Linked DNA regions of Homo sapiens: region 2 is linked to region 1. Evidence: chromatin loops called from intact Hi-C (ENCODE). Cell type or tissue: endothelial cell of umbilical vein. All regions are shown on one strand.

Evidence for each region. Hi-C counts contacts between places; a loop is a spot of excess contacts. Peaks named below come from ENCODE experiments on the same cell type or tissue, not always from the same donor. Only the 100,000 strongest peaks of a DNase experiment are listed, where the experiment ranks them.
Region 2: a loop joins it to region 1, with 3 times the contacts of the local background. A loop is called at or near these places in 9 of 110 quality-filtered maps.

What each region holds. Positions count from the first base shown.
Region 1 is chr6:16,214,195-16,216,694 of GRCh38, forward strand. No RefSeq gene overlaps it. Among named protein-coding and RNA genes, the nearest start is that of GMPR, 23 kb to the right of the region's middle. RefSeq lists a silencer at 662-838 and a cis regulatory region at 1,063-1,749. In endothelial cell of umbilical vein, no CTCF peak of the experiment used is centred here; DNase peaks (open chromatin) are centred at 567 and 1,497; H3K27ac peaks cover 2,254 bases.
Region 2 is chr6:16,337,997-16,340,496 of GRCh38, forward strand. All of the region lies in intron 6 of ATXN1 (ataxin 1), which reads right to left. Among named protein-coding and RNA genes, the nearest start is that of GMPR, 100 kb to the left of the region's middle. In endothelial cell of umbilical vein, a CTCF peak has its summit at 1,213 (motif pointing right); a DNase peak (open chromatin) is centred at 1,155; H3K27ac peaks cover 1,756 bases.

The DNA.
Region 1 (2,500 bases):
TATTTTTGTTTTTTTGAGACAGAGTCACTCTGTCACCCAGGCTGGAGTGCAGTGGCAGGATCTCAGCTTACTGCAACCTCCACCTCCCAGGTTCCAGTGATTCTCCTCCCTTAGTCTCCTGAGTAGCTGGGATTACAGTCACCCGCCACCACGCCTGGCTAATTTTTGTATTTTTAGTAAAGACAGTGTTTCACCATATTGGCCAGGCTAGTCTTGAACTCATGACCTCAAGTGCTCCATCCACCTCGGCTTCACACACTGCTGAGATTACAAGCCTGAGCCACCGTGCCCAGCCTGTTATCATCTTTGTTTCAAAGTTAAACTATAAACTGAGCTCCTCCCAAAGTTAGTTGATCCTCTGCCCAGGAATGAACAAGGACAGCTTGGAGGTTAGAAGCAACATGGAGTCGGTTAGGTCAGATCTCTTTCACTGTCATAATTGTCTGTTATAATTTTTGCAAAGCTGGTTTCAGGATGTGAAAATAGAAGGTCAAGGACAAAAATGAACAATACAACATTTCAACTCTAAAAGTAGAATTTTTTCACGTGTTTTTTAAGCAAATGGGGGTGGACCCCAAGGAGTCATGGTATTAGTTTTCAAAACAATTTGGCTTGAAATCAGCTAGAAATCACACGGGTTTGTTTTGTTTTGTTTTGTTTTGTTTTGAGATGGAGTCTTGCTCTGTCGCTAGGCTGGAGTGCAGTGGCATGATCTTGGCTCACTGCAACTTCCACCTCCCGCGTTTAAGCAATTCTCCTGCCTCAGCCTCCCAAGTAGCTGGGACTATAGGCGCCCGCCACAACGCCCAGCTAATTTTTTTTTTTTTTTTAAGTAGAGACAGGGTTTCACCATGTTGGCCAGGATGGTCTTGATCTCGTGGCCTGGTGATCCACCCAACTTGGCCTCCCAAAGTGCTGGGAGTACAGGCGTGAGCCACTGTGCCCGGCTGAAATTACATCTTTTAAAATTGACAAACTTATGATTAAAAATTTTTGATGTCGATTAAAAGTATGTAGAAGAATAAATAGTTTTATAAAATTTTGAAGGAATACTTGAACCAAAAATTTGAAGATGACAGTCTCATCTACCTAAGGCAGGGTTCCTCAGCCTTGGCACCACTGACGATTGGGTTATGTAATTCTTTGTTGTGGGGCGGTGCTGTGCACTGTGAACTGTTCAGCAGCATCCGTGGCTTCTATCAACCAGAAGCCACTATCGCCCCCCATCCCGTCCAGTCGTGACAACCGCAAATGTCTCTAGACATTACTAAATGTTCCCTGGAGGAGCAATAAAGAGTTGAAAAACACAGACCTGTGAGTAAAAATCTATGCCAAAAATGCTTTTCTTGTCTACTGGCCACGACTGTCTTCAAAGTCATAAATTGTCCAGAAAACACTGACAGTGACTCTGAAATACCCTCAACCCTATTGTCTATTTTCCTCCAAGCTTAACAGAAGTGGCCAGGAAAGGATGACTTATACCAAAACCAACTGGTATAAGTCAGCTGACTCATGCATGTTTCCTGCCTGCCCCTGATAAGCATGGAAGCGTGTGACCTCTGGTATAAACTGAAATGGAATTCAGTTCTCCCGAAGAATGGGAAACTTGAGTTTAGCACTACTCAGGGCTGTTTCTTGTCTACCTACTTTTTTTTTTTTTTTTTTTTTTTTTTTTTGAGACGGAGTCTCACTCTGCTGCCTAAGCTGGAGTACAGTGGTGCAACCTCGGCCCACTGCAACCTCCACCTCCCGGGTTCAAGTGATTCTCCTGCCTCAGCCTCCCAAGTAGCTGGGATTACAGGCGCGCAACACCGCGTCTGGCTAATTTTTGTATTTTTAGTAGAGACGGGGTTTCACCACGTTGGCCAGGCTGGTCTCGAACTCCTGACCTCAGGTGATCCACCTGCCTCAGCTTCCCAAAGTGTTGGGACTACAGGCGTGAGACACTGCGCCCGACCTCCAGATACCTTGTTTTTAATTCTTTTGAGTATATACGCAGAAGTGGAATTGCTGGATCATATGGTAATTCTGCTTTTAATTTTCTGAGGAACCTCCATCCCGTTTTCTACAGCAGCTACACTTTTCAGATTGTCTTTTCAGGCTTTCACACTTCTGAGGACCTAATGACTCCTCCCAGGGGGGCCTCCAACTCGACTCAGCTGTCCTGTGGCCCCCACCTAAAAGCGGGCTCAGCGCACAAGGACCGTTTTCCACACCTCTGTGACTGCATCCCCACCCAATCACCAGCACCCATTCCCCTGCCTGCCAAACTATTCTTGGAAAACCCTAGACTCTGAAATTTCAGGGAGACTGATTTCAGTAATAAAACTCGTCTCCCAGTCAGCCAGCTCTGCGTGAATTAAACTTTTTCTCTGGCAGTTCCCGTCTTGATAAATCTGCTCCATCTGGGCAGCAGGCAAGGAAAAACTCCTACCCTTCCCAGACTCTAGTATCCATTTGAGAGGTGACAGCTTGCTGGCAGCCCTCACGCGCTCTCGGC
Region 2 (2,500 bases), 120 kb after region 1:
TTCACATCCACTGTCCTATTTAGAATATCAAGATAAATATTAATATTATTATTACTAACAATGATGATAATAGATCAATAATATTCCACTGCTATTACTACTAAGGACACACAGAATTGTAGTTAGAGTGGGCTACGCCGTAAGGTAGAGAACAGGTTCAAACCTTGGCTTTACCCCAAACCACCTATGTTATCCATTTTTAAAAATATAATTTTGGCCGGGCGTGGTGGCTCATGCCTGCAAACCCAGCACTTTAGGAGGCTGAGGCGGGCGGATTGCGAGGTCAGGAGATTGAGACCATCCTGGATAACACAGTGAAATCCTGTCTCTACTAAAAATACAAAAAATGAGCCAGGCGTGGTGGCAGGCGCCTGTAGTCCCAGCTACGAGGGAGGCTAAGGCAGGAGAATCGCTTGAACCCAGGAGGCGGAGGTTGCAGTGAGCCGAGATCACACCACTGCACTCCAGCCTGGGCGACAGAGCGAGACTCCATCTCAAAATAATAATTTTAATTTTACTTGCGATTATACATGTGCCCAAGTTTAATGAGGCAAAAATTTCATTTCAACAATGTGTAAAGTTGTAATCTCTGCCTTTAAAATGGGGAAGAATTAACATGCACAGTGCCTAGTATAACACACACTCAGTACATGGTCGCCATCGTAGTTATAATTCAATAAACATTTCCTCATGAATTCTCAGTGATCACCCACACTTATCTGTTGCTCATCTCTCCTGGCCATGATGTAATCAATACAACACCTTCAAACTATCAATTCTTTCAAACATCTGTTTTTTCCTCACATCTGTGATAGAAAAAGAGGAAGTGATGGGTGTTTGAGAGTTCATTTTTTTCTTCACTTGATAGGTGGGATAATATTTATAAGTGCCCAATGTGCAGACCCCTATGCACACCAACAAGAAGGAAGGCAATTCAGCACACAAGCAGAATAAACAGAAAGCTCAGACGCTAAACTCAAGGATGGCATTTCCAGGGAAGGGTTAAGTGCAATGCCTCCGTGTTTCACTCTGCCTGCTTTTCCACAATACTTTTTGGATGAGTAATTCCCAAGACGCATGGTGGGGAAATGCAGAATCCTCCTTCCACATCCCGCAGGGAAGGCTGCCAGCTGTCTACCCGCACACACACTCACGAGCTTCACCACACAACACGATGCAAAGCGCCAGCAACTGCTCCAGGAGGCCTAGGCTGGATCCTGCCAGCCACCAGGGGGCTGGGTTTCCAGGACATTAGACAGCCCCAGTCTACAACAGAGAACATAAAACTCTCCATCAAGTCAGGAAAAAGGTCTCGTGGGAACTGAGGTACTCTGGGAGAGTCTTAAAACTATTCACTGTCCTTGGTGTGGCTGAATGAAAGCAAAGCCAATGCCTCCAGATAATTCATAAACTAACCAGCTGTTCCTCCAGGTGTCACACACTGGCTTACCTTCTATGGTGGTTTCAGTCACTGAGACACTGCACAATTCAATGCTCTCAACTGCAAAGACCCCAAGACCTCCCGGGACCCAGGCTCTCTAAGGCACAGCAGGCAGGACAAGTCACGATGCTTAATTTGTGCAGGCTACAGCAATGCTTTACATATAAATAACAACTAGCATATGATCACCCCATTTCAAAGACAAGGACATTGAAGCTCAGAGTGTAAGTCACTTGCCTAAGATTACATGGCTAAAAAAGGGCAGAAACAACACACAAAAAATCCTAATATGAAAACTTGGGATCTAGTTCTTGGGTTGTGTAGTGGGTCATTAGTGTGTAGTGAAGAATTTTTTTTCTTTTTTGAGACGGAGTCTCACTCTGTCACCATGCTGTAGTGCAGTGGCGTGATCTCGGCTCACTGCAACCTCTGCCTCCTGGGTTCAAGCGATTCTCCTGCCTCAGCCTTCCAAGAAGCTGGGACTACAGGCGCATGCCACCATGCCCAGCTAATTTTTGTATTTTTAGTAGAGACAGGGTTTCACCATGTTGGCCAGGATGGTCTCGATCTCTTGACTTCGCGGTCTGCCCACCTCGGCCTCCCAAAGTGCTGGGATTACAGGTATGAGCCACCGCGCCTGACCATGAAGAATTTAACCTCACCCAAACTCAGGTCTGGCCTTTGCCCCCACCTGTGGGGAGGTGATCTCTCGGCCTCTGGAATGTCCTGCCTCACAGAAGTATGTTTATTGGCCACTGGATGGAGTAACAATGTGATTTATGATGGGGGCTTTGGGCCATGAGGTATACGTTCCAACCTCAGAGGAACTAATAATGAAAGATATTTGCCTGATCTCCAGGAGGGCCTAGGGACTAGAGGTCAGTCATGAGGACAGTAGCAATTGAGCTCCAATAAAAACTCTAGATGCTGAGGTTCGCGTGAGCTTCCCTGGTTGGTGATTCTTCACATCATGGCTGGGAGGAGGTAATGCTGTTCATCACTTCATGGGCAGAGGGCAACAGAAGCCCCATGTCTGGACCCCTCTAGACCTCTCCTATA